Linked DNA regions of Homo sapiens: region 2 is linked to region 1. A link is a loop called in an ENCODE intact Hi-C map of the cell type or tissue named here. Cell type or tissue: ascending aorta. All regions are shown on one strand. Each heading gives the region's core, and the rest is flanking DNA. Links, peaks and the distances in the headings are about the cores only.

Region 1 (5,364 bases), core at 91-5,090:
CCACTGCCCAGCCCCGCCCCTTGCTGGACACTCAGAGGGTGGTACAGGAGCAAATTGCTCTGTTCACATCTCTCCAGATGGATAATGCCTGTTTATGTTACTTGTTGACATCTGGCTGCCCCAATCTACTCCAACTTTGCTGTCATCAAAGCTTGCTCCAGGGAAGGTCTCAGGCTCGGTCCTCACTCCTGATATCTGTACAGATGTCTTTGTGGGTATGGAAATCTGCTGGGGATTGAAAAGTGAGAAAGTGAGAGAGAGAGAGAGAGTGTGTGTGTACAATGCCTATATGCGATGCTCCTCAAGCTTTGCCTGTGTTGAGATGGGTGGGGGTTTGCTGTCAGCTTACCCCACAGTGTGGGAACTGTTGGTTTCAGTGTGCTCCCCTCCAGCCCGCAGGCTCCAGCAGGGCTCCTCTCTACATCTCCAGCCCAAGCACAGGGCCCAGCCCTGGAACGAAATTTCTTCCCCAGCACCCACAGCCCAGGCCTGGCCACACAGGAAGCGACCTGATGACTGAGGCCCAAGAGTTCAACTCATGGGACAGGACTCAGGGCTAGGGGCCCAGAGGGAGACAGGGCAGGAGGCTGGGGGTGGGGGAGGTTTGGGCTGGCTGCGGGTCTGGGCCTCTCTGGGCTCTTTGTCCAAATATGGAAGGTTTTTTTGTCTCCATTTGAGTCACGCCGGCCATGGCCCAAGAGATCTGCTTTCCAGATACTGCAAACGGGACTGCACTGCACTGCCTGGCCTGCCTGTCTCCCCTTCACCTGCCCGTGGCCCATCTCTCCACCTTCCCAAACTCCTGGGCTGAGTTCTCTCCGCCAGCAGAAAGCCCAGCACCCACCTCAGCTGCTTTCCAGCACCAAGAGAAGGGTCCCTGGGCCCATAAAGGGAGGAAACACTCATTCCTTCTGTGCCTGTCACCTCCTCCCACTCCCCAAGGGCCTCTCAAGTGCAACTGAGCCATTCAACTAATATTTACTGAGCAACTACTATGTGCTGGTTCCTGGGACTCAGACCATGGACTGTGAATCCAGTAGGATCACTATGTCCAAAGCAAAATCCACCCTTTCTTTCTGTGCCCACCTTGATGATGGCACTGCCCCCAACTCAGGCAGTCCTGAAAGCCAGGGGCCTAAGCACGGGTTCTGGAGCCAGACCATCTGGGTCTGAACTCCAACCCAGTGAGACTATCCTGGTTTGAATACCACCTCTCTCTTTCTGGGCTCTGTGACCTGAGCTAAGCACCCTCACCTTCTCTGGGCCTGTGTCTGCTTCCCATCCCACCCCCAATCAGTGCCGACTCGGGACGGCACCCTTTGCCCATCTGCCAGCTTCCACCTGCCTGGTCCCCAGGACAGCAGCAACATAGGGCTAGGCATAGGCATGGGTGGTAAGGGGAGCTGAGAGGAGCCTGGGCGCTCCCCCAGGGCAGGGCTCAGCTGTCCTCCTCCTGCCTCCCCCACATTATTTATTTAATAAACGTGTACCCAGGCTCCACCTCGTGCCAGGAACAGGAGGGCTTGGCATGGGTGGATCCACCCGACCAGAATCAAGCATTGGGTCACGGGGCAAACTGGGGGCTCCCACCCACATCTCCACATCCCAGAGCCTTAGAGGTCTGTTACCTCCGAAGCAGAGAGGAGCTGCAATCACTGTGTATCCTGGGACAGAGGCGGTTCCTGACACCTGGGCTGGGAAGCTGAGGGGGACTCTGCCCTACACGGCCGTTTTCCTAAGACCAGTCCCTGGCCAGGGGTCTCTGTCTGGCTCTCTAAAGGGAGGCAGGGTGACACAGATGGTCAGAGGAGATGAGAGACAGGAAGAGGAGCAAGACCCAGGGAGGAGAACAGGGAGAAGGACAGAGGACAGAAGGAGAGAAGAAAGCAGGGAGCCTCCATGAGAGGAAGTCCTGGTGCGAGTGGCTGGAACAAAGACACAGATGCCCAGGGGACCAGCAGAGACCCTCCACTGCCCAGGCACCACGTCCAGGTGATGAGATGGGGCAGGCCGGGCCCACCCTTCTCCTATTCCTCCACCAGCCTTGGGGCCAGGCCCGGGACTATTTTTAGCTGGGGCTGAATTTAGCCATTCCCTCGGAAATTCCTCACCCGCCCCAGGCAACGCCCCCGCTGGCCTTGGGGAGAAGCCTGGAAGTGGCGGGTCCAGGCCAGAGGGGAGGAGGGGCCCAGGAGCGGCAGGAGCTGGGAGGGCGCTCAGGCATCTGACAGGGAAGCAGGCTTTCCGCTCAGGCCCCCAGTGTGAGGCACTCCTCTCCCTAAAGCGCGGCTCTCCTCTTCTTCAGGAAGGCCTCCAGGGCTGCGGGGCCACAGAATAGCACTGGTCTCAGGATCTAGGGTACAAATATCACAAGGTTCTTTGTCTCTGACTACAGGACCCACCACGAGGGCTGCTGGCAAGGATGCCTGCCTGTGGACCTACCAGTCCCTCTCCCTCAGTTCCCAAAAGCCTGCATATTCTAGAGCTCTGCTGGACTCTGGAGGACTCCCACTTCACAGATGGGGAAACCAAGGCAGAGGGACTTGTCTTAGGTTAGAGCCAGCAAGGCAGCCCAAGCCTGCTCTTTCATTCCCTTCCATGCTCCCTCCATTAGGCCTCTCCCAGGAGGGCCAGACTGCAGGTGTGGCCTGGAGCTCTGGGGCTCTTCAGGGACCCCCCTGAGAGGCAGGGCACTTCCACTGGAGCAGAGGGTTTGAGGTCAGACAGGAGGCTTGCTGGGCACAGAGGCAGGGCTCACAGCCACCTCACTCTTTCAGAATGCAGAGGAAATTTCTGCCGAGACAAGAAGTGAGTCCCGCTCCCCCAACCCTGTTTCTGATATAACCCCTGAACCTAAATTCGAATTCCCAGATTCTGCCTCCAAATTGTCTTCCCAGTCAGTTCTCCCCTCGCCAGCTCCACATCCTCTGCTACCTAAGCTCAGGCTACTCATGTTCCCGCACCCTCATGTCAGATCATCACCTCACAACCAGAGGATACTGTGATGTGCAAAGCTGGCAGTGCTCCCAGCCCTTCCTCTCCCAGAAAGGGAGAGGGGAGCTGGCAGAGGGGAGCCCCTCTGCTCAGGCCATTTAACTCGGCACTTGAGGCTTTCAACCTGGTTCCTGCCCACACAGAGCCTCTCCCCAGGTGCTCTGGTCAAACTGAGACCTCCCTGCCCCTCTTGGCCTCAGACACATACAGGGGCTTCCCTTTCCTGCCCTGGCTCAGACAAGTTCCCTAAAATGCCAGGTGAACCACGTCACTGCACTTCTCAAGAACTCTCAGTGACCCCTTACAGTGTGAGGCTGGAGCAATGGTGAGATGCATGGGGGGGATTTCTGGCTCTAGTCCACTACTGTGTGGCCTTGGGCAAGGCCCCTTGCTGGGCCTCAGCTTCCCCATCTGAATGATGCAGGGGTGAGGAAGGCTAGAAAACATGGCTGGTTTCTAAGAGTCTTTCCAGGTAGACAGTTCTGGCATTAAAGGCCCTGGCCCTTTTCTTCCTCCTCCTGCCCTTCTGGCCTGCCCAGAAGTTGGACATCTCATCACCAGGCCCCATCCCAGGGAGACAGGGAAAGGCGGGGGATACCAAGAAACCCAGAGTGAGACCTCAGTGATTCAGGCAGCTAAGAAAGATGGAGCTATCGGGACCTTTATTGGGGGAAGGCGTCCCTCCCCATCTATCCACCCCTTCCCTTCCACATCTGCTCCTTAACCTCCAGTGCCCTGTCCTGGGAAAGGACTGAATGTTTGTCCAGGAGGTTGGGGAGTGGGGTCCCAGCAGTCCCTGGAGGCCCGGCTGTGGGGCTGGCTGGCAGCCAGGAACTCTGCCTCCCCGCTTCCTGCTCCACAGCGCTGTGCGGGAGCAGGGCCTGCTCACCCCCTGGGAACCAATAAACAGGAAACAGACACCAACCTTGTGCTTGCTCCCTCGGCTGGCCCCTCCATCACACTGCCCCCACTGCCTTCCCACTGGCCCCCGACCTGCTGCACCTCTCCAGACCCCAGAGTCTCAGGATCACAGGATGTCAGAACCAAGAAGTCACAATCTCAAAATCACAAATAAAAAAGAGGTCTGGACTCTTGGAAAAGAACCCAGAATCCTTCATCTTGAAACCACAGGATTCTAGACTCTGAGAATGACAATCTCAAAAGCATACACTAAGTGGCCACATTTCTGAGAGCTGTCTGGAGCCAGCGCCCAGGGCTGAGCGCTCCACAAGCATTCTCTCTTTGGCCCTCATAATAACGCCTTAGTGCCCCCATTTTACAGAGCAGTAAACTAAGGCTCAGAGTTGGGATCCAATGACTTGTTAATATCACCCGGCAAGGGGTCAGAGTCAGTTGTGATTTTAACCCTTATCAGTCTGAACCCAAAGCCCACCAGGCATACAGACACTCAGACTCACTGAGCCCCACTTCACAGGCCGCTTCCAGTGAGGGGCAGCTTTGATGCAGAGAGGGCTTTGCCTCTGCTCTCCTCCCCGTGTGGGCTGAGCTATCCTGGACATGTCACAGGGTGGGGCTGGTGGTAACAAAAGGAGAAGAGCTGGTGAGTGGAGCAAGGACAGTGGGCATGTGGCTCAGCCTCCAGCCCCGGTTTCTCCCTCCTCCCCACCTCCAGAGAACCAGGCTCGGAGCCACTGACTATGTGGGTACTGTAGCCAGGCCCCAACCTGCCTTCCTGTCTAGAGCTTTGTCTTCTGCTTCACGGCTGGAAAGAGGTGCCCAGCAGCCAAGAATCTTAGAATCATAAAACCTTAGCATCTCAGTCATGAGGGGAGGAGGTAACATTTCTTGAGCACTTACTGTGTGCCAAGCCCTCTTGGCATGCTTTCACTTAATCTCAGCAGTAGGCTGGGTGCGGTGGCTCATGTCCATCATCCCAGCACTTTGGGAGGCCAAGGCGGGAAGATTACTTGAGCTCAGGAGTTCAAGACCAGCCTGGGCAACATAGTGAGACTTTGCCTCTACTAAAAGTAAAAAAAATTAGCCAGGCATGATGGCGCATGCCTGTGGTCCCAGCTCATTGGGAAGTTGAGGTGGGAGGGATTGCTTGAGTCCAGGAAGTCAAGGCTGCAGTGAGCCATGATTGACCCACTGCACCCTAGCCTGGTTGAGAGAGTGAGACCCTGCCTCAAAAAAAAAAAAAAAATCATCATCATCTTTTTTTTTTTTTTTTTTTTTTGAGACGGAGTCTCGCTCTGTCACCCAGGCTGGAGTGTGGAGTGCAGTAGTGCAATCTCGGCTCACTGCAACCTCCGCCTCCCAGGGTTCAAGCAATTCTCTTACCTCAGCCTCCTGAGTAGCTAGGACTACGCCCTGCTAATTTTTTTTTTTTTTTAGTGGAGACAGGGTTTC
Region 2 (5,364 bases), core at 254-5,253, 65 kb after region 1:
TCAAGCGATTCTCCTGCCTCAGCCTCCCAAGTAGCTGGAACTGCAGGCACGCGCCACCGTGCCCAGCTAATTTTTGTATTTTTAGTAGAGATGGGGTTTCACCATGTTGGCCAGGATGGTCTTGATCTCTTGACCTCGTGATCCACCTGCCTTGGCCTCCCAAAGTGCTGGGATTATAGGAATGAATTATATTCTAACAGTAAAAGTGACTGTATGTTCTTAAATGGAATACTATATAGCAGACAAAAAATAAACTTGAGCAACCACATCAAGAAGGCTAAAATCACACAAGCATAATGTGACCAAAAAAGAAATATATAGGATACACACAGTATGAGACTATGCACATAAAGTTTTAATTATTGTATATTTCTATACAATAATGTAGAAATCATACAAAGGCATGTGTAAGAATGACCACCAGGGTAGAGGTCACCTTTGAGGAAAAGGAAGGGGTGAGATTGTGTGGGATCTATGCTGCTTTCTATTTCCCTCCTGACTCCCCAGCTCCCTAGCACACTCTGCAAAGACAAAGAGGATGGGCAGGGCCAGCACACAGAGGAGCCACCTCCCCTCCAAAGCCTTCTCTGGCTACCTCTCTGCCAGTCAGGGCTGAGGCCTCCTCTGGGCTCCCAAGTCCAAGTGTTGGCCTTTGTAACACCCTGATCACTCTGGCCTGGTGTTGTTTTTCTTCACACTTCTCCTCCACCAGCCAAGGAGTTTTTCCAGGGCATAATTCTTTGGAGATTTAAAGTCATCATCATCACTCATTTATTCTCTGACACCTGCTATGTGCCTAGGCCCGGGGAAGAAAAAAGATGAGTTGTTCATGGCTAGTGTCCTTCAGAAATGCCCAGTGTGGAGGAGAACAGACCAGAACCTGGTGGGCATTGGGCCAGAGAGACATGAAGATACATAGGAGCTCTGAGGGACCCCCAGCCCACCCAGCCCTAGAGCAGGGAGAACAGGGGTGGTTAAGGCACAAGTTGTGTCTTAGGCTGTGTTCAAGAACAACTAGAATTGTTTGGGTAAAGTAGGAGGAAGATGTTCCTGTTTACAAGAGGGGACAGCTTGTGAAGACCAGGAGGTGGGGTTGATCATGGCCAACTCTGAGAACCTCAAGAAGTTCAGTCCTACTGGGCAGTCCAGTGGAAGAGGGGAGTGGCATAAGAGAGCTGTAGAGAGGGCAGGGACCAGTCCTTTCAGGGTCTCGATGCCAGGCTGGGAAGCTTGGTTTATCCTGAGGGCAATGGGAACCATGGTAGGATTTAAGCAGGGTGGGACCTGGGGAGAGGCCCAGAGGTGTGTTTTAGAAAGCTGACTTATGCTGGCTGATGTGCAGAGGCAGTGGGTCGGTGAGGAGGCTGGGCCAGTAGTCCAGGCAGGTGGCCAGGGCAGTGGGGATGGAGGAGGAGTGATATATGGGAGATGATTAGAAGGTGGATTTGAGAACTTTTCTTTTGAGATGGGGGTCTGGTTCTGTTGCCCAGGCTGGAGTGCAGTGTCACAATCTCTGCTCACTGCAACCTCTGCCTCCCGGGCTCTGGTGATCCTCCCACCTCAGCCTCCCGAGAAGTAGCTGGGACTACAGATGCATGCCACCATGCCTGGCTAATTTTTATTTTTTTATTTTTTTAATTTTTTTGGTAGAGATAGGCTTTTGCCGTGTTGCCCAGGCTGGTCTTGAACTCCTGGGCTCAAGTGATCCTCCCACCTCGGCTTCCCAGAGTGGTAGCATTACAGGCATGAGCCACCACACCTGGCCTTGAGGGCTTTTTAAGGAGGTAGAATCAGCAGAATCAGGCAGATTGGATGCGAATGTGAGGGAGAGAGAGGGGATTCTCAGTTTGGGTTCCTCCAGAAGCTGATCCTGAGGCAAACATTTAAGTACAAATCATTTATTTCAGAGGTGATCCAGGGAAAAGAAGAAAGCCATGGTGGCTGCCGAGCAGGTCATCACTGTGGGTCAGTCCTGTGGGGAACCCGTGGGAGACTGCGCAGAACCTGCCACAGGGAGGTCCCACCCAAAAGGCAAGGAAACTGGAGCAGTTGGTCACCAACTCCAGCTGTCATCGGTTAAAGGCTGATCCTCAAACTTTCTGGCACTTCTGGCCAAGTGTGCTCCAAAGGCCAGAGAAACCCCAGGGCAGAAACCCAGGGTCCCACAGTGAGAAGCTGCAGAGGTGTGGGGATGAGAGTGCTAAGTGGCACAGGCAGCCCCCAGCCTTGGTGTCCCTGTGGGTCCTCTCAGGGCCGGGGCTGCTCTTTCAGCCCCAGCCATAGCCCTAGAACCCCCAGCCCCCTTCCTGAGGCCCAGGAGGGGCGTAGGAGGCACAGCATCTGCTGCAGGATGAAAGGAGCCCTGTCTGTTCCCTGTAGGCTGAGCTCTGGTTCTCCCAGCTGGGTGGAGGAGGGACTCTGTGTAGGAGTTGGGGAAGTGGGGGTGGGTTTCAACCTGATGGCCCTGCCTGCACCCCAGTGTTCTCTCCTCAGCACTCCACCTTTCTCACTGGTCCTCCTGCTGTCCCTGGGTCCTCCTGGGTATGCAGAGCCCTGGTTTCCATGGAGACTGTGCTCTGACCTCTGGAAATGCTCCCTCTGACCAGCTTAGCCAGGCCGCCTGATCCCCATACTCACATCAAGGCAAAGGAACTTGGCAGCTCTTTAATAAAACCAAATCCTGTTGCCCAGGAGCTTCATGTTTGGGCCTCTAGGCCATAGGGTGGGTGAAGTCACTTCTACTCTCTTTAAGATGGAGCCATCAGTTAAAGGAGGGAAGAGATGCCCAGGAGTGGAACTGTAGGGGGCAGCCAGAGCAGTAAGAGCAGGAGCAGGTCAGTGCCGTGTCACTCAGGCCAAGGGAAGATGGGCCTGGAAGAAGGAGGGAGGCCACAGGCTCAGAGCTGGGCCTGGGAGCCAGGCCCCACCCCCACTGGCCCCAGGAGAGGTCAAGGAGCCCTTGGTTAAACTGTGTCCGGCAGCTAATTTGCTTCCTCCTGTTCCGCTCCCTCCCAGCTTCAGCCATGGCCTCACAATCCTTAGCAGCTGGCAGGTGCCCAGCAAGATCCGGCACTGGATGAGCCATATCTGGCATTTCCAACAACTTTTGAGATATCCCCTCCCCCTGTCAGCCCCTGGCCTTGGTGTCCCTGTGGCCTCCTCTCAGGGCCGGGGCTGCTCTTTTAGCCCCAGCCATAGTCCTAAGACCCCAGCCTCCTTCCTGAGGTCCAGGAGCCCCCACATGGCTCCCCTTTGCCCTGTCAGTCCACCAGCCACAGCTAGCCCTTGTTCTGAACAGGAGAACCTCTTCCTGGAACTTGCCTCTTTCTCATTCCCACCACATTCCAGCTGCCCAACCAAGTGTTGATTCACAAATTCATGAGCCAGGAATCCTGCCCTGGCAGCTCTTAGTCAGGGCTCTGGATTCCTCTCTTGCCTCTAAGCACACTGATGGGACACTCCATTTAGCTCCCTCCTACCAGACCCATGCCCACCAGCGCTGCTCCTGGTACAAATGTTTGTTTGTTTACTTATTTATTTTCAAAACGGAGTCTTTCTCTGTTGCCCAGGCTGGAGTGCAATGGCATGATCTTGGCTCACTGCAACCTCCTTCTCCTGGGTTCAAGCAATTCTCCTGCCTCAGCCTCCTGAGTAGCTGGGATTACAGGAGTGTTCCACCACACCCGGCTAATTTTTTGTATTTTTAGTAGAGACAGGGTTTCACCATGTTGGCCAGGCTGGTCTTGAACTCCTGACCTTGTGATCCACCTGCTTCGGCTTCCCAAGGTGCTGGGATTACAGGCGTGAGCCATCATGCCTGGCTATAAATGTTAACATACTTTCTGGCAGTATATAAAGGAGCATAGTGCCTATGTCAGAGGAGGTGATAGTCCACAGAGATCTGCTGCTCACACTACCTGTGGAGCCCTGTGACCTCTGCAACACTGCCTGCTGCCCTTGGGACTGTAGGGACACTGAGAGGGTGATGAAACCAACACATGGAACAAAAAGCCAAGTTAGGCCGGGCGCGGTGGCTCACGCCTGTAATCCCAGCACTTTGGGAGGCCGAGGCAGGCGGATCACCTGAGGCCAGGAGTTCAAGAACAGCTTGGCCAACATGGCAAAACCCCGTCTCTACTGAAAACACACACAAAAAATTAGCCAGGCGTGGTGGCTGGTGCCTGTAATCCCAGCTACTGGGGAGGCTGAGGCTGGAGAATCGCTTGAAACCAGAAGGTGGAGGCTGCAGTGAGCTGAGACTGCGCCATTGCACTCTAGTCTGGGCAGCAAGAGCGAAACTCCATTTCAAAATAGAATAAAATAAAATAAAATTTAAAAAAGCCAAGTTAATGTGAGTCAACCCTTGGGAGTGGGGCAATTCTTTCACTTGGTACCAACAGATCCCTGTCCATTTTAAAACAGATTTACTGAATCTGAGATTCAAGCAGACATTATTGTCTAGTAAATAGTCTAAACTATGTTCATAATGAAGAAAAAGTTGGTGTTTTCATTTATTTCAGCTCTTTAAGAAATCAACAAATCAAAACTGAAATATTGGAAATGACCTGTCTATTCATAGGGAACTGGTTAAATAAATCATGGTTGTTAAAACAGAACAGGGGAGTTTTTATGTAGAAAGACCTTTAAGAAAACTTCAGGGCCAGGCATGGTGGCTCATGCCTGTAATTCCAGCACTTAGAGGCCAAGGCAGGGGGATCGCTTGAGCCTGGGAGTTCAAGAGCAGCCTGGGCAACATAGTGAGACCCTGTCTCTAAAAAAATAGAATAAAATAGCCAGGCGTGATGGCTGACACCTGTAATCCCAGCACTTTGGAGGCCAAGGCAGGGGGATCACAAGGTCAGGAGTTCAAGACCAGCCTGGCCAACATGGTGAAACCTTGTCTCCACTAAAAATTATACAAAAATTAGTTGGGCATGGTGACACATGCCTGTAGTCCCAGCTACTCAGGAGGCTGAGGCAGGAGAATCACTTGAACTCGGAAAGTGGAGGTTGTGGTGAGCCTAGATCGCACCGCTGCACTCCAGCCTGGGCGACAAGAGCGAGACTCTGAATCAAAACAAAAACAACAACAAAAACACCAAAAAACAAACAAACAAAAATTAGCTGGGTGTGGTGGCACGCGCCTGTAGTCCCAGCTACAGGGGAGGCTGAGGCAGAAAAATTGCTTGAACCCGGGAGAGATAGTGCCACTGCACTCCGGACTGGGGGACAGAGGGAGACTCCATCTCAAAAAAAAAAAAAAAAAAAAAAAGAATAAAATAAAAATAAATTTAAAAAGGAATTTTCAGAAGAAAGCTAGGTGTAGAAATATGTATGTAGTAGTATGCAAACTTTTGTGTATGA

Evidence for each region. Hi-C counts contacts between places; a loop is a spot of excess contacts. Peaks named below come from ENCODE experiments on the same cell type or tissue, not always from the same donor. Only the 100,000 strongest peaks of a DNase experiment are listed, where the experiment ranks them.
Region 2: a loop joins it to region 1, with 2.0 times the contacts of the local background. A loop is called at or near these places in 7 of 110 quality-filtered maps.

The regions. Positions count from the first base shown.
Region 1 is chr11:73,320,456-73,325,819 of GRCh38, reverse strand. All of the region lies in intron 1 of ARHGEF17 (Rho guanine nucleotide exchange factor 17), which reads right to left. Among named protein-coding and RNA genes, the nearest start is that of ARHGEF17-AS1, 14 kb to the right of the region's middle. RefSeq lists enhancers at 1-493, 3,107-3,759, 3,760-4,412, 4,413-5,066. In ascending aorta, for the core only: no CTCF peak of the experiment used is centred there; DNase peaks (open chromatin) are centred at 609, 2,169, 3,699, 4,689 and 2 weaker places; H3K4me3 peaks cover 4,405 bases; H3K27ac peaks cover 5,000 bases.
Region 2 is chr11:73,255,508-73,260,871 of GRCh38, reverse strand. LOC105369382 (a long non-coding RNA gene) reads right to left here. Exons shown (of 3, transcript XR_950296.3): 3 at 1,883-2,871. Among named protein-coding and RNA genes, the nearest start is that of P2RY6, 14 kb to the left of the region's middle. In ascending aorta, for the core only: no CTCF peak of the experiment used is centred there; DNase peaks (open chromatin) are centred at 2,531, 3,041 and 3,371; H3K27ac peaks cover 3,766 bases.